Regions from separate parts of the Homo sapiens genome. Here all the other regions are linked to region 1. Evidence: chromatin contacts called from ENCODE Hi-C data. All regions are on one chromosome and are shown on one strand. Each heading gives the region's core, a stretch centred on a gene start or an enhancer-like site at or near the end of the contact. The rest is flanking DNA. Distances are from core to core; before and after follow the strand shown.

Evidence for each region. Hi-C counts contacts between places; a loop is a spot of excess contacts on that map. Pooled maps may share reads with other maps.
Region 2: a map of B cell shows a loop between it and region 1 (26-fold over the local background). The contact joins the promoter of METAP1 here to the promoter of PPP3CA in region 1. A Hi-C loop is called at or near these places in 4 of 168 maps with a recorded cell type or tissue (B cell, CD8-positive, alpha-beta T cell, naive thymus-derived CD4-positive, alpha-beta T cell and 1 more), 1 of 37 single-sample maps with no recorded cell type and 13 of 50 pooled maps.
Region 3: a map of CD8-positive, alpha-beta T cell shows a loop between it and region 1 (5-fold over the local background). The contact joins the promoter of TSPAN5 here to the promoter of PPP3CA in region 1. A Hi-C loop is called at or near these places in 4 of 168 maps with a recorded cell type or tissue (CD4-positive, alpha-beta memory T cell, CD8-positive, alpha-beta T cell and naive thymus-derived CD4-positive, alpha-beta T cell) and 11 of 50 pooled maps.
Region 4: a map of gastrocnemius medialis shows a loop between it and region 1 (23-fold over the local background). The contact joins the promoter of ADH5 here to the promoter of PPP3CA in region 1. A Hi-C loop is called at or near these places in 4 of 168 maps with a recorded cell type or tissue (CD8-positive, alpha-beta T cell, ascending aorta, gastrocnemius medialis and 1 more) and 13 of 50 pooled maps.
Region 5: a loop to region 1 is called in a map of CD8-positive, alpha-beta T cell, with 40 times the contacts of the local background. The contact joins the promoter of EIF4E here to the promoter of PPP3CA in region 1. A Hi-C loop is called at or near these places in 2 of 168 maps with a recorded cell type or tissue (CD8-positive, alpha-beta T cell and naive thymus-derived CD4-positive, alpha-beta T cell), 4 of 37 single-sample maps with no recorded cell type and 15 of 50 pooled maps.

Annotation. Positions count from the first base shown.
Region 1 is chr4:101,346,110-101,351,276 of GRCh38, forward strand. It overlaps PPP3CA (protein phosphatase 3 catalytic subunit alpha), which reads right to left and starts at 1,417. Exons shown (of 14, transcript NM_000944.5): 1 at 630-1,417. The coding sequence starts at 687. It overlaps PPP3CA-DT (PPP3CA divergent transcript), which reads left to right and starts at 1,668. Exons shown (of 2, transcript NR_033874.1): 1 at 1,668-1,900; 2 at 2,215-2,774. RefSeq lists silencers at 1-192, 213-572, 1,043-1,652.
Region 2 is chr4:98,994,214-98,999,193 of GRCh38, forward strand. METAP1 (methionyl aminopeptidase 1) reads left to right here and starts at 1,508. Exons shown (of 11, transcript NM_015143.3): 1 at 1,508-1,654. The coding sequence starts at 1,541. It overlaps MIR3684 (microRNA 3684), which reads left to right and starts at 3,174; the gene lies at 3,174-3,247. RefSeq lists enhancers at 950-999, 1,921-2,703 and silencers at 1,240-1,559, 1,720-2,179.
Region 3 is chr4:98,656,214-98,661,170 of GRCh38, forward strand. TSPAN5 (tetraspanin 5) reads right to left here and starts at 2,398. Exons shown (of 8, transcript NM_005723.4): 1 at 1,933-2,398. The coding sequence starts at 2,013. TSPAN5-DT (TSPAN5 divergent transcript) reads left to right here and starts at 2,689. Exons shown (of 3, transcript NR_148380.1): 1 at 2,689-2,809; 2 at 4,585-4,713. LOC112267901 (a long non-coding RNA gene) reads left to right here and starts at 2,510. Exons shown (of 3, transcript XR_939016.3): 1 at 2,510-2,659. RefSeq lists silencers at 1,963-2,122, 2,376-2,555.
Region 4 is chr4:99,087,215-99,091,941 of GRCh38, forward strand. ADH5 (alcohol dehydrogenase 5 (class III), chi polypeptide) reads right to left here and starts at 1,574. Exons shown (of 9, transcript NM_000671.4): 1 at 1,475-1,574. The coding sequence starts at 1,486. LOC100507053 (a long non-coding RNA gene) reads left to right here and starts at 1,643. Exons shown (of 10, transcript NR_037884.1): 1 at 1,643-2,070. RefSeq lists a promoter at 1,519-2,772 and a silencer at 1,557-1,606.
Region 5 is chr4:98,925,796-98,930,810 of GRCh38, forward strand. It overlaps EIF4E (eukaryotic translation initiation factor 4E), which reads right to left and starts at 3,338. Exons shown (of 7, transcript NM_001968.5): 1 at 3,300-3,338. The coding sequence starts at 3,317. RefSeq lists an enhancer at 3,732-4,931.

The DNA.
Region 1 (5,167 bases), core at 167-2,666:
GCCCCGCGCGGAAGGAAGCGCCGGGCTCCCCCCACGCTCTCCCGCTCTCTCGCGAGTCCTGTGCAGGCCCTTCCAGGGGGAGGGGGAGGGGGAGGGGGGCGCGGAGGGAATTGCTGCAATGGAGCTCCAAGACAACCCTGCCCAAGTGAGGCAGTCGGTGGAAAGCCACGGCCACATAAAAATGCCGTATTAATTTTTAAAAAGCCATCAATCACCCCTCCCTCTGCAGAAGAAAACCATAAACCCGATCCCATGCAAGCCTGTGAGCAGAGCCACCCACTTCCTATTTCTGTCACAGCAGCTACACCCTACCAGCAACCACCCCCCGGGCGCCCCCTCCCACCACCGCCACCCCCGCCGCCACCTCCCCGCGGCTCAGCCATTTGCCAACTGACGCCCCCGTCAATAAAAATGCCCCAAGTGAGGCTGGGTGGGACGCGTGGGGGAAGGGCGCCGCGGGGGCGGGGGGTTCGCGGGGTTCGCGGGTTGCACAATATCCTAGAAGGTCCGCGGCTGGAGCGGACAGAGGAGAACCTGGGGCGGGGGAGGGGAGGAAAGGCGAGGCGAGGCAAGCTGCCCTGGCGCCTGCGGCACACGGTGCACCCAGGCCACCGCGGCGCTCCGCTTACCTTTCACCACCCTGTCGGTCGTCGACAACTTGGGATCAATTGCCTTGGGCTCGGACATCTCCAGCTGCCGGAGGACAGCGACGCGCTGCTCGTCCGTCCGACTGCACACCCCGACCGGACCGGCGGGCCAGACACTCAACGCCGCCGCCGCCGCCGCCGCCGCCGCGCTGCAAACCGCTCGGCTGGAGGTCTAGGCTCTGAGCTGGCTTTAAAGTTGCTGCCTTTTCCGCGCGTCCCTCCTCCGCCGCCGCCGCCTTCACTCCTCCTCCGCCGCTGCCGCCAGCCCCGCCGACTCGCTCCGGGCTGCGCGTGTGTGGTGGTTATTTATTTATTTTCTGAGCACGCCTCCCGGTTCTTCTTTTATTCTTGGGGGAAGGGGGATGGGGAGGAGAAGCGCACACACGAGCACCCACCCCGGCACGGAGACCCAGCACCGCGGAATGGAGCCCCACGCGCGCACACACGGCCAGGATTAAGACCGATCACATGGGGAAGGCCGGGGGCGAGGGAGGAGAGGCAGGGCCGCCGATGTCAGTGCCACCAGCCGCACCTTGGCGTCCCCGGCGGCGGAGAGGCGGCCGCCGCTGCTGCCGCTGCTGCTGCCGCTGCCGCTGTTGCTGCTGCCGCTGCCCCTGCTTCTCCACACAGAGCGCCGCCGCTGGTGCCGCGGCCGCCGGAGACGTCCCGCCGCCGCGATCGCCCGCGCTCGCCTCTGCCTCCCCGCGCCGCTCCTCCACTCACCAAGGCACAGCCGCCGAGCTCGGCAGACACAGTCCCGGGCACAACCTACCCCCCTCCGCCGCCGCCGCCGCCGCCAACACCGCGCCCGCCTCCGCCTCCTCCCCTTCCTCCTCCCGGCCCCCGCCTCTTGCGCGCCTGCAGCCTCCTCCTCCCCACTGAGCCCGCCCCCGACCTCCCGCCCCGACGCCGGAGTTCCTCGCGTTCATTGGCTAGAGGGCGCATCACTCAGTGCCAGGTGGCGGCCTCCCCGCTTGTCCCGCCTCCCGCTCCTCCTCATTGTCCCCGCCCCTTGCTCTGTTTTCTTCCAGCTGCCGGACCAGCGGGCCTGCCGCCTCTACGGACCAGTCCCTGCTCAGGTGTCACTTTTGCTGGCAGGCCGAGATTAGGGCAGGAGAGTGGGCAAGGCGTCGCGGCCAGGAGGAGAAGGGCTCTACCACGCCACCCTCCTTTGGCCTCCGAACGCGGACCCCGCACACACACACCCGCGCCTCTTTGGCAAGCGTGCCTTGTCGGCTGGGTTAAGCCGCAGTGTGAGTAGCCAAGTGCAGAGGGTGTCTCCGGGTGTGTGCGTGGCCCACAAGAGGGCAAGAAGAGAGAAGGCGGGGATAGGAGGGAAGAGGGTGGGGGTGAGAGGCAGCCCTGAGAGGGCGGAGGAAGGAAGAGGCTGGGAGCTCGGCGCCCGCGGCGCAGCTGCCGTCGCTGCCGCAGCTGTCCAGGGAGGATCGCCAAAACGGCGACGAATAAACAACTTACCTTGCGGAGAAGAGCTACGACTGCGATGCGGTGTACGGTTGTTTTTGCTTTTGCGTTGGCGGCTTAGGGGCTGTTACTGTGTCCCACCCAGGCGTGCACACCGAGCGGCGGGGCGCTGTGGAACGCGGGAGCGGACTAGCGGAGGAGGATGCGGACCAAGCCCCAGCGACCCAGGGCAACTCGGAGCTACCTCGGGCAGCCCTGCGGGTCTCCGAGGAGAACCGAGGAGACGGGAGAAACATGGGAGAGGGTGGCCTTTTCCCTGTTCACACACACATGCACGCAGCCACTGGCCGGGACAGTTGACACCCATCTTCCTTCCCTGCTCCTTCCAGTCATTCTACACCCGCTTGGTGCTGCCAGTGCGGGCAGGGCCTTGGAGCCCAAAGCGGATCCCCACACTTGTCCCTACGGTCGGAAGGAAAGTAGAGGAGAGAAAGTCAGGCGCGGCAGGGCTAAGAGCAATAGTGGCCCAAATGTTCCTGGCCCGCCTGCTGCGCCACAGAGTCTGAAAAGCGGGTCTCCGTCTACCAGAAGGTGACCTCCACACAGCCCCTCTCCCCGACCAACTGCAGCACCCAAGGACTGGCAACGTGGTTGGAGCTTTTGGGGGGAATTATGAAGAAATCTGAATAAATTTCTCACCCTTCATGTTTCCTGTTTTATTTCCAAAGTCCTTCAGTATCAGGTTTTTCCTATTTCCTCAATTGGACCACGGGTCCAATAAAAGGTTTAAAATACACACACACACACACACACACACACACACACACAAAGAAAACAAAAACAAAAAAAAAAGTTTAGGGAGCTGGGAGATGAAGCCAAAAGAAATGTTTTGGAGACAAGGATTAGATTAAAGCTCAAACTTGAAAATCAATTTTGAGTAAGAGACTGATTGTGCTGCAGCGTGACTTTGATGTGGACTGCACGGAATAGAAACACACACTAGATACCTCTGTGGAGGCCTAGCAAAAGGAGCAGACGCAGGGTGTGTCCCACCAAGATAGGGAGGCTGCCACTGGCACTGAGATTCTGCTGCCCAATTTCCAACCCCAGGATACTGGGTGGCAATTAGACAATTCATTCAATAAAGATATTTTCTGTACTCCTTTTATTTATATGCCAGACTTTGTGGTGGGTAATTAGGTGGGGAGGGAGTGTATTTGAAAATTGTCCTTGCCCTCAATAAAGCCTAAAATTTTCAGAGAACATAAAATTATGAGCTCTGAGAGGTCACTGTAATCTCAGGAAGGGGTTGTTGGAAACAGCCTCCTGAGCACGGGCAGAGCTAGTTGCTAAGGCAGATTTGGGAAGTTGGTCCCTGGCCAGATGGCACACAGGGAGCGATGCCAAGACCTGTGGGTGAAGAGGGCCTGCTTCAGAAAGACCAGGAAACCATGTCCAGGGATGCTCATTTCCAAGGCCAAGACATTCTCTCCTACATATTAGAAAAAAATGAAGTTCCCACCTTTATTTGGAATAACTTTTTACTAGGTATAGGATAAACATCTTTGAACCAAGATCAGAAGGCTTAAAATGTCAGCACCATATAAAATTACATGATACAGATAGGAAATAAAGGCACACCTTTCAGGCACACCCTTTAGTCCGCTACAAGTCTAGGACACCTCCTAGCTAAGGTATGTATGGGAAGAAAAAGTTATGACTCACAATCACTTCCCAACACATTATCAACATGAACTTTTAATGCCTGTGTATGATTCCATAACTGCTGCAACACTGACACCTCTTAAACAAAATTGGATCCTGCTCTAAGGAAACAGGACGGCAGCATATTAACTAGGGACTACTTGTGTTCATACACCTGACCTCCTGAAGTAGACAGACAGATCATCTTTTTTATTCGGTTACTGTTTCAGATGTCCTACCCTCTCCTACTGCCATTCTTTTTCTGTCCTGTCCAGAGATCCCCAACCTTTTTGGCACCAGGGACTGGTTTCGCGGAAGACAATTTTCCCATGGATGGTGGTTGGGGGTGGTTTCAGGATAAAACTGTTCCACCTCAGATCGTCAAGCATTAGATTCTCATAAGGAGCGGGCAAGCTAGATCCCTTGCATGCACGGTTCACAGTAAGGTTTGCACTCCTATGGGAATCTAATGCCACTGCTGATCTGACAGGAGGTAGAGCTCAGGCAGTAATGTTTGCTCACTCTGCTGCAGATCTCCTGCTGTACAGTCCAGTTCCTAATAGGCCACAGACTGGTACTGTTCTGTGGCCCAGGGGTTGGGAACCTCCGTGTTAGACTGCCCTAGCAGTCCATAATTATATTACTGCTTGCATGAGAATACTTTATATTTGGAATTTACATTTTGAAGGGGTTACTTCAGTTCCCAGATGCTGACTTTGGCAATGTCCTGCTTATCAAGAAATAGGAGGGGGGAAAAGCTTGAAAAAAGACAACTTTTTGTCTACCAAAAAAATGTGTTTTCCCTCCCTTAGTATAATTCACTCTGGGAAGTGTCTGCCCAGAGAGGGATTCCCATTTCTAGCCTGACCCTTCTTTCCTCGAAGAAGGTCCATGTGACCAGTTCTGATCAATGGACTGTGGACTAAGATGGTTGGTCACTCTCAGGACAAGGCAGTTAAGCAGTAGATATACATTTTCTAGTCTATGGGCTCCCATCCTTAGCGGAATGCAGAGACTTCTAAGACCCAGGGCAGGCAGAACCCCAGAGACAAAGACGAGAGTCCCTTAATTACCACATAGAGGAATACTACCCAGTTACTAAGAAAATAGGCATTAGGCTTTACTCATTTATTGTGTTACTCCATTACAATGTGGAGATATGTTTGTTAGACTAGTTAATATTACCAAATTAATATACGAAAGTAATATGTTAGTTCCAAAAGTACATTCCTTAGCAAAACCTAGAATTATTGTTTTACTGTAATATAAGAGAACTACCAGAAGACTAAAAATACTCTTACTTCTTTTAATACATGAGCATCAAATCTTAATTCTCTGTTAATGAATATTCTTTGACCACACCTGTTCTGTGCCCTATGCTACATGATGCATAA
Region 2 (4,980 bases), core at 258-2,757, 2.4 Mb before region 1:
TTTATACATACATACATACTTATTGATTTTTTTCTTGTATACAAAAGTATATGTATGTATGCATGTAAACATTTCTATTACTTGATTTTATTACATCATTTTTACTGCTTATATTGCAAAACTAAGTTTTTTTTTTTTTGAGACATGGTCTTGCTCTGCCGTTTGGGCTGGAGTGCAGTGGCAGGATCATAGCTTACCATATCCTTGACTTCTCAGGTTCAACAGATCCTCCCAGCTCAGCCTCCTCAGTAGCTGGGACTACAGGCGCCTGCCACCATGCCCGGCTAATTTTTTAGTTTTTAGTTTTAGTTTTTGTAGAGACGGGGTTTTGCCATATTTCCACCCTGGTCTCGAACTCCTGGCCTCAAAGAATCCGCTGGCCTTGGTGCCCTGGATGCCCTGGCCTCTCAAAGTGCTGGGATTGATTACAGGCGTCAGCCACCGCTCCTAGCCAAAACAAAGTTCTTAAAAATAAAAGTAGTATGAGCTTTTCTGGTGTATTAAGTACGGAGAAGTTAAAAAAATACAATAACAAAGTTCACAGCCTTTTGTGATCAGTAAATGTTAGTTTTTCGCTCTTCCCTAGTGACAAGGAGGCACTCAAGCATGAGTTACAACACAACCGACCTGGAATACAGCTGAAAAGATTGAAGCAACAGGTTCGCAGGGGAAGGCCTTTACAGCTTCTTTCGACTCTGACATTTCAGGATCAGCACAATTCTCCCCTATTTACTGCTGAAGCAATCAACTGGGATTATACAAAAAAATTATTTGTATTGAATACCTGACAGTTGTGTTACTATTACTAGCACTATCGGTTTTGAAGGGGAGGTGGTGGTGTGTGGAAAAAAAAAGTCTGGCAGGAGGGAGGGCAGATGTGAATCCCAGCCCACCGTCCCGTTGACAGCTCTATGGCTCTCCTTTCTGTGAATGAGCGGTGGTCCTTAGGCCTCAGACCCGACAATGTCAGTGAGAAACAGAACTTAACCCAAGGGACTGTTCTCCAAGGAGCGGCGGGGGAATCCAACGCAGAGGAGCGCAGCGCCCTCTCTAGCCTCCTGCGGGTGTCGGGGATGATCAGGGCTCCTGGGTGTTCGTCAGTGAAGACGACTGTCTTATCTGACTGTAGGCACAGAGAGTGCGCCGCGAGAGGGCGGCTCCTCACCGTCAGGCGCCGGCAGGTCGCGTTCTCTGCTGGCCGACGCCCGAAGGCGCCGAATGGGGGGGCCCTGCCGAGCTCCCTTACAGCCCCAATGTGCGCGCCGCCGGGAGGCTTGGGCACGCAGGCACCGCCGGCGGGGGGCGGGGCGAAGCCGGCGGGGCGGGGCACCAGCTGCGCGCGCGGGGCGGGGGCGGGGCCGGGGCGGGGCGCGCTGCGTGGTCCCGGCCGGCCCTGGCTCCTCCCCCTCCCGCGCCCAGGCCAGCGGCGGGCCCAGCTCCTCCCCCGACTCGGTCTCTCTCCCCTCCCCTCCGCCCGGCAGTTCCTCCCTCCCGCCGCCGCCTCTTCCTCGGTGAGGCGCTCTTCCAGCGGGCAGGCAGCATGGCGGCCGTGGAGACGCGGGTGTGCGAGACAGACGGCTGCAGCAGTGAGGCCAAGCTCCAGTGTCCCACTTGCATCAAGCTGGGCATCCAGGGCTCGTACTTCTGCTCGCAGGTAGGCGCCCGCTGCCCCGCGGATATGCCGCCGCTGCGGGACCCCTCCTCGCTTCTCCCCTGCTGGCTCCTCCCGCCCTTGCGGCGAGTCGGGACGCGCTCCTCCTCTTCCCCCCGGCCGCGTTTCCTCCTCCCCCCACCCGCGTCGCCACCGCCCCCTCCTGCCTCCTGGGGTCCCTGGGTCCTCGGGAACCGCGCTGGGCTCACGCGGGGGCGGGGGCGCCACCCGCCGCGGCCATGTGGGCTGGGGCGGAAGCGGGCTGTGCGGGGTCGCGTGGCCGCGCTAGACCTCCGCGTTCTGGGGCCGGTTCCCCGCGCTGGGGCGGGGGCCGCCAGGTGTGCGGGCTGCCGGAGGCAGGTAGCGGCGCCGGGAAGGAGGGCAGCCCGAGCGTCGCGAGCCTCCACATCCGCAGCACCGGCGGGGCTCGGGTCTGGGCGCTGGAGGCGCCGGGCCGTCCGTCGGGTCCCTGCGGGGTGGGGGGCTGAAGCTACCTGCCGGGCTCTGAGAGATGGGTGGCCCGAGGACCGTCGGAGTCGCAGAGAGGAGGAACGCTAGCTAGCTCCAGCCCCACTTCTTTGTGCTTTACTACCGTGCTTTGACACTTAAGCAACTTTGGGGGTGGGGAAGGGAGAGGTCTGTGTAATTCATTCTTTTCTTTCGGTATATAAAATTATTAATTTACAAAACTGTAAGCTAACGGGATGAGTCACCTGTGACTGAATTTCCCAGAGTGAAAAGGACAGTTCCATTGAGGGTTAGGCGTGAATGCTGTAGTGTATTTTAAGTTTTGTGCAGTAGAGCAAACCCAGCGTTGAATGGGGTCCAGACTGAAGCGTGTGCTCGTGTTTCTGTTTACTGAAGAGTACTAGTGTTGCTGCTGCATTTCGAGACCCAGGATGAGGGCTGGGCGGCAATAGTATGGCTCTTAGTTACAGTCCAGGTTTAGTGAAGAGAGGCACATGAATATTCAAATATTAAATTGGTAGCGTCCTGTGGGGAGGAGAGCCGGAATAAAGAGAAGGCCTGATTGGGGCCCTGCCCTTGCCAGTTATTGTGCGATCTTGAATTAGTAAAGTTACTTAATCTTTCTGAGTTCCAGTGTTACACTGTACAGAGGGGATGATTATAGCTTTCTTTGTAAGTTTCACAAGCTTCTTCTGAGACCCAGATTATCCAAGGAACGTGAAATGCTGTTATAATGTAAAGTCCTTTATTTTTTAAAGGATTCTAGTACGATTTAACTCTGCCATAAATAAAAATATGAATAAGAATGAAGGCAGATATATGAACACAATACAAATAATAAAAGTGTTTTCCAACATAAAACATAAAAACGTAAAGATATAAATAAATACAATCTTTACGTCACAATATTTGTAGATAAGCGATTGCAAAAGGTCTTAGCTGTGTTATACAGTCTTGTTTTTAGATAGGATATGATCCTTGACCTTGTTAGTATAATTTGGAAAAACTTGCACGTGGAGGAGTGTTGCTTGATCTAAAAATAGCATTACCGAACAATCTAAAGGACCTGTACTAGGTTTAACATGTTGAGCATTACTCATGTTAGACCTAGTACACGTCCTTTAGATTCTTTAAAATTCCCAAATTCTATCTTGTTGTGGCCTGTGTGGGACCTGAAATTAAGAAACAGTGTTTGCTTTTGACAGTTGTACCATCTGAGTAGAATAACTTTAAAAGTAGGTGGCATTTTGAATTAATATGTATTACAATCTTCTGTTAAGATTTTAAAAAGGTAGTGTGAAACCACATTCATGAAACAGGTAGAAAGAAGGTGAATCACTGGGGTTTGTGGAAAAATGCTAGACAAATTTGTGAAAACAAAACATCTAGGGTTTATTCCGTGTGTTAGGATTGGAGGTATTTACATGTTGGATTCTGCAGGTATATTTCTGGTATCACTGTTAGACATGCACTCAAATATTCCCAGAGTGGCTGTCCCAACTGTCTCTTTTTCTTCATTTCTGTTACCACCTCCTATGGTCAGCTTTTAAAATTTCCCACCAAATCAGTTGTCATACTCTCTTAATTTATTTCTCTACTGTAATTCCTCCCCTTGCAAACAAACGCCCACAAAAAACCCTATCAAACAAAACCTTTTGTACAGAAGTTATTTTTCCCGCAGTCTGATTATGCGTATCCCTCATTGCTTTCAGGATTCCAGCCCCACATTCAGGGCCCCTCTTCTGAGCCTCTTGCTCTAGCCAAAGGCTATGTTTACATTCTTTCCTTTCCGAAGTGTCACCTGTCTTCTGAAATCACAGCTGTTCCCCCAATCCCAGCTTGAGACCTTGATCAAGTCACTGTAACTTATTCTAAGCGCTTTATACATCTGTGATGAAATATGGGCTTGGCTGGGCATGGTGGCTCACACCTGTAATCTCAGCACTTTGGGAGGCCTAGGCGGGTGGATCACCTGAGGTCAGGAGTTTGAGACCAGACTGGGCAACATGTCAAAACCCTGTCTCTACTAAAAATACAAAAATTAGCTGGGCGTGGTGGCACACGCCTGTAGTCCCAGCTACTCAGGAGGCTGAGACACAAGAATCACTTGAACCTGGGTGGTGGAGGTTGCAGTGAGCCGAGGTTGCACCACTGCACTCTATCCTGGGCAACAGAGCAAGACTCCGTCTCAAGAAAAAAACAAAAACAAAACAAAACAAAAAACCAAAAAGAAGAAATTAGGGATTTTCCTTAACACTTCTGTGATCACTAGGAGGTCTTTCTTTCTACTGCTCTGGTCCCTGGCCTGGCTGTCTGGCCAGCTTGTCTTTGGGAACAAACAGAACAAAACTGCAAGAGGCCTTTCTATCACACCATTAACAGAAGTAAGGCATTCCCAGTTACTCTGTCACACCACCTTGTTTATTCCTTTATGACCTTTTGTGCAATCTATGATTACCTCACCTGTTAGAAAAATGAGGATTTTTTTTTTTTTTGAGACGGAGTTTCGCTTTTGTTGCCCAGGCTGGAGTGCAATGGTGCGATCTCGACTCACCGCAACCTCCGCCTCCCAGGTTCAAGCAGTTCTCCTGCCTCAGCCTCGCAAGTAGATGGAATTACAGGCATGCACCACCACGCTCAGCTAATTTTGTATTTTTAGCAGAGATGGGGTTTCTCCATGTTGAGGCTGGTCTCGAACTGCTGACCTCAGGTGATCCACCCTCCTTGGCCTCCCAAAGTGCTGGGATTACAGGCGTGAGCCACCATGCCCGGCCGAGAATGTCTGTTTTTTAGTCGGAAGGTGAACTTCATGAATGATCCTATCTTGTTCACTGCCCTGTTCTCATTTCCCAGTATGATGC
Region 3 (4,957 bases), core at 1,148-3,647, 2.7 Mb before region 1:
AAATTTGTCTCTATGCACTCCACAGAATTACAGCAAACTGTCAGGGAAACAGACCCAAATCCTTTTATTTCCTTACCACCCCCTGCTAGGAAACGGCAGAGAAAGTCCCTGGGTGCTTTTTGTTGCTGGGTAGCTAAAATGTGCAACTTTTAGAAATGTTCAAGTAGAAACAAGAGGCCTGAACTCACTACCCCAAAAAGAACCAGTCCCAGTTCGGTAGTCCGTGCCTCTCCAAGTCACAAAGTTTCAAGTTCCAATCAAATCAGAATATCTTACTCAAAACCGTGGCTACCCACCACTTTTAAACATTTTCACAAATGGAGAAGGGGCAAAGAAAGAAAATAATTCCTTCTTCCTGTACTTGTAGCAGTGTTTAATTGCAGGGAGGTGGGTGACTGCTCCCGGGAATCATGCACAACACTGGCAAAAAACTGCCTGTGGAATGATCGGATATGACATCCATTCATGTGTCCCCTCATTATCTTTATTAGTCCTGAAGACAGATGACATGCTGACACGGAAAGTGGTCTCCAATCCCTTGCATTTCCCCTCACAAAACATACATGACCAATGCAAGGTATTATAATAGAAAACAGAAAATAAAATAACCTGGTAAGAGTGCGGTACAAAAAAAGAATATGAAGAGCCGTATTGACAACTATTCTCACAGATGTATATACGTACAGCAAACAGCCCAAATTAAAGGAGAATTCAAATAAATACATTCCGTGTTCAGACTGCTGTGGATAATTATTGATCCTGCAGTTGGAGCATTGTTTACCTCACACTGAACAGCAACTTAGAGAACCCCCTACCCAGACAGCCACCATCTTTACTTTCTATGGAAATGCGGGTGCCCACTGAGGAAGAGGATGAGATGGGATGAGAAGGGGAAGAAAAATAACATGGTCTTTGAACCAACGTTTTCCCCTTGTCCTGGAGAACTCTTTGTCTGGCTGCTGAACACGTTTGCCAGATCAAGGAAAAGAATCAAAACAAACAAACAAACAAAAAGAGTAGGCGTCCCAGCCTAATTACAATAGGTTCCCAACACATTGCAGTCCCAAGCAGAGCATCATTTGAATCTTGTGTTAAAGCATTTGCTCTCTCGGTTCCCCAATAAAACATGCCTCGCACACCTTCTCCTTTGCATTTCTACAAAGGTTCCCCCAAACGGCCCGCTCTGTGTCACTCCTTTAAAAATGAGGACGTGGGGCAGGAACACACTGAAATATATGTTGACGGTGACTTATTATCCTGACGATGATATATACATACAAATAAATCCCTCTACCCCGCACCCCCACTGACCAGTCCATTACGCACAGGGAGCGCTTTCCAGCTGAAGAGGAGAGCGTGCAGGAAACGTTATTTACGTGCAATTACAGGACCATATACCACGGCATCTGCATCCTACACAAAGCCCGAGATGGTGCAAGAAGATACACGCTGAGCATGGCACAGACCAGCCGCGGCAACACGGAGCCAAGCCCTCGTCCAATCAGATCGTTGTTAGAAGGTGGACCTCAGGGTCGGCCGTGCCCGATTAGCCTTCCCTATTATGACACCACGCTCTGCCCAACATCTATATCCCACCGAGAGCAAATCCAATTCGTGTGGTTGCTCATTTCTCAAACTGCCGAACCCTTTCTTTTATCTGCATCCCTGCTATTCGTTCCTCAAAAAGCCACCAGAAGGCCTCGGTGCCCCCTTTCCGCCTCGATTTCTCTTTTCACCTCTTCCCATTCCTCGAAAGGATTAAATGTTTATCTCTCCAACGCGCAAGCTGGAAAGGCGGAAGGCGAATGCCTCTATGCTGCTCCGGCAAGCGCCTGCGGGGCTGCGAAAAGTAAAGGCAACGAACAACGTGGGGGAAATCGTCGCGAATCGATCGGCCACAATAGTTGGAATCCCAGGAGCGCTCCAACTTACCCAAAATATGACATTGAAGCCAAATATGAAGTATTTGATGCAACAACTGACTTCAGGACCCTTGTAGTGCTTCCCGGACATCCTCTGGGTTCATGAAGACACTTGCCCCGGCAGCCCGAGTTTGGAGCTCCGAAGCACCGTTGCTCGGAGCAGCCCGGCGGGGAGCAGGAGCTCAGGGACACCGCACGGGGCCGCGGCGCTGGCGGCCTGGGCTCAGCCGCGCGGGGACCGACCGGCGGAGAGCGGCTCCCGCACCTCCAGCCCCTCGCGCGCCGAGGCCGCCGGAGCCGGGGTGGCCGCGAGAAAGCAGGGAAGCCGCGCGCTGCAAGCTCAAGCCTCGCCGACGCTAGCCCCGAACACAAAGCGAGCGCCCGCGTCCGTGCGCCAGGCGGTCGGTCCGTCGGTTCGTCCCCGGGCTTCGGGCAAAGGCGGCCGCGGCAGATGCTGGTGGAGACGCCGCTCGCTTGCTCGCCCGCCCGTTCGCGCGCGCCCTCCCACCCCTCGCTCCGCCCGCCTCTCGCTCCGCCCGCCCGGCCGGCTGCTCCTCCGCCCGCGCCGCCCGCAGCTCCGCCCGCCGCCCAAGCCTTGGCTAGGCGCGCGCGCGCACGGGGTCGGGCGCTCCCGGGCGGCGGTGGCACCACGTAGCCGCCTCCTTCCACCGCTCGCTTTATCCCCGCCCCTTCTCGGGCCAACCCCAAGCGCCGCTGACCCCGAACGTCGCTGCGGGGTAGGTAGGGGGTGGGAGGGTGGAGGACCGCAGGCGAGAGGGAGAAGGAAGGGCGCCCGGGGAGCAGGCTGGCAGAGTGACCGGGATTGATGAGCGGCGCAGCTCTGGAGGGACGCGGGCGAGAGGGTCGCTCCTCGGGGAGAGGGCTGGGTGAGTGAGGACCTGCGAGCCACCCCCGACACCCCTTCCAGGGTAGCCACACTGGCGCCCCCTCCTCCACAACAGGCTTATGTGGCTAGAGAAGATGCGATGCCACTGGACAGGGAAGGAAAGTCGTCGTGGACTTCGCTGAATGGAAAAGGGGGTAGTTGGGGAAGGTGGAGAAAAGAGCCACGGGAAGTGGGAGGAAAGGATGAAGGGATGGGACGTTGAAAAGGAAAGCTTCCTGAATCCCTGTGTGACTCTAACCCAACCTCCCCACCTACCGGAGAAATGGGTTTTATCCTAGAAATGGGGACGAGGAAAAAGAGATGGCTCAAGGGAGTCCTGGCCCGGGATGCGATCCTCGCCCTAGGGTCTATTGCAACCACACAAACCCGGACAGCGCACGCTCCCCCCTACCCCGACAGAATAGTGCCTAAGAAACCTGCTTGCCTCCTAACTCTAGGAAGGAATCCACAACGGATTCCAGGGAGGTCTTCTGGGGAATCTGAATTGGGTTTTTGGATCACGAACCATTAAGCTTTTGAACTCTGGGGAAGAATAGAACAGGTGGCTGGAAATTGTTTTAGAACCCTACCTGAGCAGGTGTGCTCATTAGTTGCTTATCCGCCCTCCTCCTGGAGCACTTTCATAGGTGTTGGCAAAGCAGGTACCAGTATTTCACGGAAGGAGAAGGAAGAACCGCCCAGGACTGTGTATAAATGTCTATGGGAATATTTTTAAGGATTCAAAAGGCTAGAAGGAGGTGAGATCAAAAAATTTTTCCAGCACCACCCAGTGCAACCCGATCCTGGACACAGAAATCTAAAAGATGATACTTAAATACTTGAGTTTGAGAGCCTCTAGTTATAAGGTTTCCTACGTAACAACCTCTCACTTTTCTCAAAAACTGGCTAGTTGACAACCGGCAGTCAAGTTTTGGCTAGTCAAGAAGCTACTTTTTCCTGCAATAAACCACATTTAGAGATAGTACTGGGCTTCAGCAGGATTGAGGCTATATTGAGGTCGCAAGTATGAACGAGGTACCCACAGAGATGGGAGGGCCAGGAGATCCTACTCATTCAGTACCTCAGAAGCTATGACACGGGATAACAGTAGCTTCAGCCCTTTGGATGAAATAATCCTCACTCCCTCAAAAGTGCTCTCTACCCACTCAAAACACAGGCCATACTACCACCAATCTGGTAGACTTCAAAAGTAAGGTCTTTCAGCAGCAGATTTCCTTGTTAACAGGAAGGTACTGACAAGCTTTACCTAAGCCTATTGGAGCTATGTTGTAATTCTGTATATAAATAGAACAGTCGCTGCAGGAATACTGGATGAGTCAGAAGAAAGGTCTGTCCTAAGCTGATGTGACACATTTCAAAAGGACCAGAAATTAGATGCAATTGATGACTGAGTTGATCTCTAAGTGGATTTATCTTTGAAATAAAAATCAGTGGATATCCCATATACCCGACCCCACACCCTCCCCCATTGTCAACATCCCCAACCAAAGTAGCACATTTGCTACAAATAGTGAACCTACATTGCCAGATCATTATCACCCAAAGTCCATAGTTTACATTAGGGTTCACTCTTGGGGCTGTATATTCTATAGGGTTGGACAAATATAGAATAACATGAACCCACCCTCATAGTATCATAGTATCATACAGAGTATTTTCACTGCCCTAAAAGTCCTCTGTACACCACCTATTTATCCCTTCCTCCCCCCAGTCTCTGGCAGCCACTGAAGTTTGACTGTATCCCTGTCTCCTTAGTTTTGCCTTTTCCGGAATGCCATATATAAGGAATCATACAGTATGCAGTCTTTCTTTCAATTTTGCTGTGAAACTAAAACTGCTAAGAAAATAAAGTCTTAAAAAGAAAAATCAATGGAGAAGGGAAAGGTAAGATAACTAATCAGTAATTTGGAGGGGGGGGTGGAAAAACTAATTGAATTATCTCATTTCGTATATCCAAAATAAGTTCTATGAGGATTAAGGAGTTAAATATATTTTAAAGCAGACCAGAAGGAAAAATATTTGTCAAACCTCTGTATAGAAGTATTTCTCAACTTAGAGGCAATAGAAGGAAATAATCAATGGATATGATTGGGTAATATCTTAAACACTTCTACGTGTCCAGCTTTTT
Region 4 (4,727 bases), core at 324-2,823, 2.3 Mb before region 1:
CTCTACTAAAAATACAAAAATACCGAGCATGGTGACGGGCGCCGGTAATCCCAGCTACTCGGGAGGCTGAGACAGGAGAATCGCTTGAACCCGGGAGGCAAAGGTTGCAGTGACCCAAGATCGCGCTATCGCACTCCAGCCTGGGAAACAAAGAGCGAAACTCCGTCTGAACTGGCGGGGGAGGGGGGGGGGAGGGAAATGGCCTCTGTAAATTGGTGAGGTTGGAAATGTGGAAATGATCGTTTTTAAAATTAAATTGCAGATATTAAATCTCATAGTACAAAGAATCAGACACTGCATTAGAACCTTTTTCATTTCAATGTGCCATAAATTTCAACTCCACAAGTCAGATTCAGAATACTAACAATTAAGTTATGCAACATAGGAATCCAAAGAAACAAGAATACTAAATTTGATGGCCTGCTCCCCTTTAAAAAATGTCTTAATGGAGCCTAACCTTTTCCTTTTACTGACAATTCTAAGCAAAACAAAGCCCCACTCTAAATCCGCGGGAAATGGCCCTACTTCAACATTTGAACTATAGTAACAATTATAATCTTTCACCTTCTCTGAATAAAGACACTCAGTAATAAGGAAAAGCAACTACCAGTTTAAGTCTGAAAGACTGTTTAGAGTTTATTTCTTTCAAACTCCAATATGTTTAAGGCCATTTGTCTTACTAGAAAATGTCCAAAATTGCAAAACATTAAAATAATCAGCAACTTTAGACTGAGTATGTTATTCGTAATTTCTGCCTTTCTTTACTGTCTAATTTGTATTTTATGAATTTGTCATAGAGGAGCAGACCTGGGTCGGAATCCCAGCTCGCCATCGTTGGTGTGACCAAGCACAACCAACCTCAAACCTCAGTTTTTGGTAAGATGGGGATAACACCTCGCAGAGGTGTTTGTTACGTGAGGACTAGAGGGAATATAAATCTCTTGGTATTTAAGTGCTCGAAAATGTTTCTGAAAGGGACGTAGGGGTCTTTCCAAAATACACTCCTTGGAGGCACAATAATTAAGGCGTAGGCTCAATTATGCAACACAAGCAACCTAGGAGTTAGAAGCACGGGATCTGGCTGCAGCTCTGCCAAGTATGCAAGCTGCAAGAATGACCCAGAGCGAGTTACTTAATTTCGTGTAAGAAGCAATGCGTGGCCGCTCCTAAGCCATTTCCACTGGGATACCGACCTGACCAGCCCCTGCCCCCCACTCTCCGGCTCTCCCACCCCCCCACCCCGTTCCGACTGTCCCAGAAGCAGCAAAGAAAGCTGCTTCCCAACTGAAGAGCCGAGACAAAGCTTCCTTCTCTTTCTGCCCCTCTGAGCCGCTCGCTGGGGGCCCAGTTTCAGAACCAAGAGCCAGATCCCGTCTTGGGCGCCGAGCCTCGCGCGCCCCCGAGGATAGCAGCCTAGTCCCATGCCATGCACTCCCTCCCTTGGACTCAGGGCCCTCCGCTCAACGGGCCCTACCTCGTTCGCCATGTTCACGGATTCTGGTCGGCGCGGGGGGCTGACATCCGGGGTGGGCCGCGCAGCGACGGAGGCATGGGCGTGGCGAGCGCCTAGCGAGGGGGGCGGGGCGTGGGGGGGGCTTGCAATGGCTCCAACCGGAAGGGCGGTGCTCGAGCTGTGGTGCGTGCCGCTAAGTTGTGCGTTCCAGGGTGCACTCGCCGGCGAGGCTGCACGGCGCCGGTTTCATTGCTAAAATCCGACGGACTTGTTGCAGAACTCGTTTTTTTTGTCGGGAAAGGGCTTCCCCGTGTAACTTTACAGCAGTTATCGTAGATAAGACTTGCAAATTACAGATGTGGACGGTGAGGGAACGGGAATTTCACTGAAAGCGCCTGAGAACCAGTAAGAGACCTGCAACAGCTTTGTGCTCCACTGGCGAATGCTTCCTCCCCTAATACACATTATGTGTGCTTGGAGACACAAGGAGTAAGATACAGCCCCTCAAGGGACTCGTCATAGGGAGAGGACACAGCTTTGGGAATAAAGGGGCCACAAAGGAGGAGAGAGGAGTTTGCTGAAACTTCCCAAGCTCCCATTCCAGCAGTTCCTGAAGGGTAGGTAGGATTTTGGGGAGACAGTAGAACGTGGGCAGAGAACTTTGGAAGGAGGAGATGAGGAGAACAAAAAGTCTCCTGATCCTGGACAGTTTTTTGTGTTAAGAGTGGGCCAGAGTGTAGAGAGAGAGAATGTAGTATTTGTCGGTTTACTCTTTCTTTGTTTGTTTGAGACGGAGTCTCGCACTGTCGCCCAGGCTGGAGTGCAGTGGCGCGATCTCGGGTCACTGCAACCTCCGCCTCCTAGGTTCAAGTGATTCTCGTGCCTCAGCCTCCTGAGTAGTTGGGATCACAGGCACACGCCACCACGCTGGCTCAATTTTGTATTTTTAGTAGAGATTGGGAGTGGGGGCAGGGGGTTGGTCTCACCATGTATGCCAGTCTGGTCTTGAACTCCTAACCTCAAGTGATTCACCCACCTCAGCCTCCCAAAGTGCTGGGATTACGGGCATGAGCCACCGCACCTGGCCTGCCAGTTTACTCTTAAACTCTGTTGTAAACGCTGAATTTTGTTAAAATAGCTCTGTCAGACACACTGCTCTTTTCTGTCTTTCAGTCTTTTTCTTGGCTCTTTTCCGGGTACATATGGTAAGATTGTCCAAAGTCTTTCCGTCCTTTCACTCCACTCTCTCACTCACACTTTGGCTTTTAACGTCTATTTATGGAAAGATGACTACCAGATTATTATCTCCAATCAGGATGGCTCCCCTAAACTCCAGACTTGGACATGTAACTGCCTACTGGATTTCTGTCTCCATTAGGATATCTCACAATCGAATGCAACTCCTAAAACTCCTATTAATATTTTCTCCTTATAGGGACTCTTTCCTCTGTGTGTTGACACTCTCCACATACTTACCCTAGCCAGAAACATGAGAGTCACAACTTCTCCCTCTCCCTCGGTCCCTGCATTCAGTTTGTCACCAAGCCCTAAATATCTCTCTGGTCTTGTGCCTCTCTCTCCCCACTGCTGCTGTATTAGTTCAGGCTTTCATAATTTCTTACAGGATTACTGAAAGAGCCTCCCATCTGATTTCTTTGATGCCAGGCCCTTGAATCTAATACTTAAAAAGGAATGCCCTGTTAGTGATCTTTCCAAAACGTAACATCAATCAATGCCATTTCCTATTTTCCTTCAATAATTTTTGAATGAGTTAGGCTATAAATAAATAAATAAATAAATAAATAAATACCATTCTTCTATTTAAAAATATTCAAGGGAGAACAAATGGATAAAATCCAAACTCTTTAGGCCACTCAGGCTCTGAATTACTTCCTTCTGTATATACCTCTATCCTTATTTCCTGCTCTCCTGCCAAATTTCACACCAACATTTAAGGAACATTCGTAGTTCCTTAAAGGGACTATGCTTTTTCTTGATTCCAGGCCTTTGTGTATGTCAATACTTCTGCTTGGAATGCAGCAAGCAATTTCTAGTGGGAAAAAAAAAAGACTTGGCAGAGAGTTTTCTTTTCCCTATTGCAGATATATTGTCTATTTTCTGGAAAGAGACACTTGCATTTTTGTAGTGCCTTGTTTAACAATAATAGGCAAGACTTTAGGTTTCTGGTCTGACATGTAAGGAATTTAGAAGTCATCACTCCATCCTAACAACAACTAAAAAGCTAAAAAAAATGAGAAATTAATAACTCTTCTTAGAGCTGTAAGTGAAGTGGGGTCACAGAGAAAACAGCTTCTCCAAAATTAGAGACACAGATGGGTGGATTCAAAGAATCACAACTTACCATAGAAACACACTTTTGCAGGAACTGTTACTGGAGTAGGAAAGTCTGAGCTGTAATTGATGAATTGCCAGAGGCTCATTGTGGATTAGTTTGAGAGTTAAAGATTCTTGGGGGACCCAATCTTAGGGGGGCTTTCACACTTTTGTGAGTTTTACCTCCGTGAATTCTCAGAGAAGATCAGAGAAAAATCCCCAATTGCTTCCTGCATGAGGAGTGTAAAAGGAATTATTTTGAAAAATTCTAGTGCATTTTGTTCTTAACAAGACTTGCCAACAAAAGAAACTATTTTACTCGAGCCTAGTGTACTGGGATTTTTACAAGTGGTTAACTGACCTGGGGGAAAGGAAATACCCAACTCCAGCTCCCTCTAGACATTCTGTACCACCTAAGGGGGTGAAAAAACAAACTGAGAACTGTGAAGTTTACAGCCTAGGGACACAGGCTCACTAAAAGACTGAGATAAAATGGTAGAACTATAGGACACTTCCCCTTCCCGTGTATCTTACCACTACATTACTAAAGGGCTATTTACTGCAATTTCTTTGACTCAGTATATTATATCCGCCTTTCAATACAAAATTACAAGGCATATTAAAAGGCAACATAGTTTGAATGGACAGAGCAAGCAGTGGAACCAAACCCAGAGGATGACAGGGATGTTGCTATTATCAGACCATGAATTTAAAACAACTATGATTAATATTGTTTGAAATGCTTGTTCCCCGGTGCTGTAAAGAAATAGTACTTGAACATAAATTTAATTTAGTAAGGCCATTTTTACTTTTGCAGAAAGGGTACACTGGCCAGCAGTTTTGCCATGAGAGTACACCAAACAAAGGAGACAGGGTCATTTATAACCTAATGTATCCACCCTACTGCTGTGTCCGGTTTCCATTGTCTGGAACGGGACCT
Region 5 (5,015 bases), core at 2,088-4,587, 2.4 Mb before region 1:
AGTAAGAAAAAACATGATTTTTGCAGCCTTCAGCAGGGGTATCTCAAGTACAATCCAATTCTAATCAGTTGCTTCAAAAAAAAATCCAGGCGAGGCTCGGTGGCTCACGCCTGTAACCCAACATATTGAGAGGCCAAGGTGGGAGGACCACTTGAGTCCAGGAGTTTGAGACCAGCCTGGGTAACCATCGCGAGATTCCATCTCTACAAAAAGTTTAAAAATTATCCGGGCGTGGTGGCCTGCTCCTGTAGTGCTTGCTACACCAGAGGCTGAGATGGAAGCATCTCTTGAGCCCAGGAGTTTGAGGCTGCAGTGAGCTATGATCGCGCCACTGCACTCCAGCCCCAGCAACAGAGCAAGATCCTGCACCCCTACACACAAAATCCAACTATTTAAAACTGTCAAAAATAATTCCACATAACTAGCCTGTGCACAAGGGTATATTAAAAGTACTAAAAATTTTCAGGCCAGGCGCGGTGGCTCATGCCTGTAATCCCACCACTTTGGGAGGCCAAGACGGGCGGATCACCTGAGGTCGGGAGTTGAAGACCAGCCTGACCAACATGGAGAAACCCCATCTCTACTAAAAGTACAAAATTAGCCGGGCGTGGTGGCACATGCCTGTAATCCCAGCTACTCGGAAGGCTGAGGCAGGAGAATCGATTGAACCCAGGAGGCGGAGGTTGCGGTGAGCCAAGATCGCGCCATTGCACTCCAGCCTGGGCAACAAGAGTGAAAGTCAGTATCGAAAAAAAAAAAATTCATTTCTCACTAAAACTAAACACTTCGATACTATTTTACATATATTCTCAAAATACTTTAGTTTCCAGCTTCACACACTTTGTTTTTAGGTTCCCCTACTCCCCAAATTTAAACATAACATCCAAATCTCCCAAAGTCTGTACCAGAACAAATACTGTATCACTAACCACATCCCTAGGAATTAAGTTCCTTAAGGGTTTACATTCAACAAGACTCACATCTTGTATAACTTTGTATCCTAAAGAACACTTGGTACAACACCCTGGATATATCAGGAGCTATTAATATTTACTAACTCAAAATATAGTCCTTCATCACTTTGCAGTTCCGCTCTGTGCTGCTGAAACAAAACTGCATAAACTCTGCAAAACTCAAGGGACCTAAATGTGACAGAAACCTCACAGAACTCCTTATTGTTTTATAGTTTACAGTCTCGTAGCCTTGCCCCTATTACCAGATGTAATGCTTTTTACTGACACTAGTGTAGTGGGGTAGGAACAGATCTAGACAAAAGTGGACATCAGAACCTGTCAAGGGGTTTAAAATGTATATTTTACATACTTATTCTTCATTAGTGTTATGTAATATTAATGTCCTAAAGTCAGTTAACTGTAGCAACAACTTATGAGTTTTTCAGTCAATTTAATTCCCAGGAACATAAATGAAAACTGGTGCCAATAAAAAAACAAGTAAGCAAGCAGAGAAGCTGCCTTGAATTTTGACAAGGTAAGGATAGTTTACACCAACGCAATGAAAAATAAGCCTTTGTGTAGTCTATAAGAGTTTTTGAAATAGTTTTATAAAAGTCTTTAAAAGTGCCGGGTGCTGTGGCTCACGCCTGTAATCCCAGCACTTTGGGAGGCTGAGGCGGGAGGATCACTTGAGGTCAGGAGTTTCAGACCAGCCTGGCCAACATGGTGGAACCCCGTCTCTACTAAAAATACAAAAATTAGCCAGGCACGGTTGTGCGCACCTGTAATCCCAGCTACTCAAGAGGCTGAAGCAGGAGAATCGCTTGAACCCGGAGGCGGAGGTTGCAGTGAGCCGAGATCACGCCACTGCACTCCAGCCTGGGCGACAAAGCAAGACTCCATCTCAAAAAAAAAAAAAAAAAAAAAAAAAAAAAAAAGTCTTTAAAAGTCAAAGCAAACTGGTAAACCATTAGCAAAACCACAAGCTACCATGAAAAGATACACAAAAGTATCTGGCAACCAAGGTCTAGAGCTGGTTCCAGAGTGTGAAAGGTTTTCTGATTGCTAATAAACCCCATTATGCACACAAGATATCTTCACTTAGCTGTGTCGTTTCTAAAAAGGCAACAGGGCCCAGAAGTTTCAGTGAGCCAGTCCTGGCAAACCCAAATTATGAAAAATATACCCTCTGCTTAAAGATTAACTACAAACCTACCCTGGGACCAGCTTGCTTCAGTTAAGTTTAAAATGGTGCCTAAATTGAAATGAAAGTCTGTAGCATAGATAAAGAGAAAAAAAAAGTCAAATGGAAAAGTAAATTTAAAAGTTTCTATTTCCAATAAACTGCGTCTCAGAAATCTTCCAGGAGATAAAGACTCGGAAGAACAGAGGGATTGAGACCCATTCGCATTCTCTGAGGCGTGCGCACTACGCGGAAAGGATGAATGAATGGAAGACGGGCGCGTGTGAAATGCAGCAGGTCCGGCCGGCAAGCCGACCGGCTACAGCGATCTGTAGGCCTCGCTCCTCCCCCTTCCCTCCTCCATGACAGCCCAGTCCCAAGCATGGAGGGGCGAGGACAATGTGATACCCCTTCTCACCACCACCATCCCTCATTCTACTTGGAGAGCTTCACCGTGACACACGAGTGTTCCTTCCCACCCCAGACCTTTCTCGCTTCCCCTGGCGCAAACACCGGCAACTCTCCGGCGCGCTGGATTAACAGACGCTCGCCCCTCTCAACTCCCCTAAGCGAGGTCGAAGCTCCTCCGCGCGTGCCGCGGCACCACTCCCGCCTAACCCACCCTCCGGCAACACTCGCCCACCAGCTCCCCAGTCCACCGGTCTAAGGAAGACGTGCGCGCGCCCCGCACCCGAGCCCCGGAGCTGGGGTTCTGCAGGGAGGGAAAGGCTGCTCCAGGGCTCCCTCCTCCATCTCACTCCAGGCCGGCTCGCCGCCCACCCTGCCTGCGGATCCCAGTACTCGCTGGGAGCCGGCCCTGCGCCTTCCTATCATGAAGACACCATCCTCGCATACCCAGCCCAGAACCCCAGCTACCCTCCACCCTGTAGACACCTCGCGGTTCCGCAGGAGGCGCCACGCCGCCCCTCCCCCACACCGCTCCCCCAGTTCTCGGGCCCCCACCAGAAAGTGTGCGCTACACGCCGCCTCGGCCATCCTCCGGGACGTCCCCACTTGTCCGCGGGAGGTCAGGTCCAACATGAAGGGGAAGGGGCGGCAAGGGGTACAGTGCGCGCCGGGAACGCCGTCCCGCGGAGTCCCCCAGTCAGAAGGAAGACGGAGCGCGGGGACCCGTGGGGGTGGGGGCCAAAGGCAATACTCACCGGTTCGACAGTCGCCATCTTAGATCGATCTGATCGCACAACCGCTCCAGAAGGGGGGGTAAGAGGAAAAAAATGAGATTCAAACCGGATTGGCCAGCTTCTGGCCACGTGACGGATATGTCCGTTTGGCCCTGGCGGCACCTGCGCAAGACTGCGGCTGCGTGAGTAACGAGAGGCTTCTGGGAAGTGGAGTCTCTCCCCCACCTTTTTTTTTTTTTTTTTTTTAAGGTAAAGAAATTTTTTTTAAAAAGGACTGGTCACGTGGCCGATGGGTAGGGTGCGCGGTTCTCAACGCGGCGGACACTCGCTTGCTGGAGGGTGGTTTCAGTCCTCTGCTCTTCCGCCTGGATAGCTGCGGTCACACTTACTGCCAGGCAAGCCTACTGTGCCCTTTGTCGCCCTGTCCTCCCATCTTCCCCGGAAGGTTGGGAACTGCAGGCTCAGCACACACAATAAGGCTTCATTTGCTTAGTTGAGGTCCCAGGACAAGTTGCCTGTGTGTTTATTTAGTTTTCTTTTGATCTCCCACCATTTTCTCTTAGTTTCAAAAAGAGGCGGCGATGCAGAGTCGTTTAGGCAATCAACCCTCCCACGTCCCCTGGCTCAGCTAATGCTGGTGGTCATTCGTTGCCATTTCTGCGAAAGGGGACGGACGGAACCGCCCGCAGTACCCGCTTGCCACCGGCTGGACGAGGGGGAGGGACGACAGCTTTTACTGTCCCAAATCCTGAGATTAAGACCTCAGGGCTAAATCTTGCGTGGCGGTAAAAATTATTTGGAAGTTCTGTGCAACCGTTCCAATATTCCGCTTTTACGTGCACGGAAATAGCCTAAGTCCAGATGCCAGCCAGGGAAGCCACTCCGGGCCCCGCTGACTAAGCCCTGGACTGATGGTCTGGAGTCTTTAGGCCGGGTCAACTATGACTCTTGACGTTGACTCATTCTCCTTAGGCGAGTGACTTAATCGCTCGGCGTCTCAGCTTTTTTATTTATGAACCAAAGGTGATGATACACTTACCTCACAAGGGTGTGCTTCGTAATGACTGTAACCGGCTTTGAAAATGCATCGGACTCTAGAAATGATTCATAATAAGCAACTGCGTGCCTTCCTAAAGATCAAGTGCTTCTGCTTTTTTTTTTTAGCAAAGTTTAAATTTTTTTCTGTTTACTTTGTTTGATTATGATGTACACCAGTGTAGTTTTAAATGTTCAGGACCATTTTTTTTCCTTTACAACTGCAGCTGCCCTCAATAGAGGCTTTAATGTTCATGAAATTATTGTTATGCTCACAACAATCACTGGCAATCAGAAATTTGTCCCCACACTGGCATCCTACATTTCCTTTCCCTCTAAGATACTGTGCTGTCATTTCTCAAGACCGTGTTTTTTGCACAGTTTGGCTACTAATAACAACAAATAGAGATGAAGAAATCTAGTAGACTCCTAAGGTTCTAATGAAGAAGACACTGTCTCATTACTATTTCCCATGCTTTTAAATAATGTTGACACCAGGAAAAGGAGTGTATGCAGGCTGCCTGTGCCTGTCTGCTTATAGTGTTAATGAGGTCCAGAGCTGTGTCATACCTATTATTGAGTACATAATGGATGCTTGAGTTGACTAACACATAATTGAGGCTGTATGAGAACTCAAAGCCATTGCCTGTTCATATGTTTTGGTTTACCTGAATATCAGAAGTGATTAATGAAAGCTTTTGT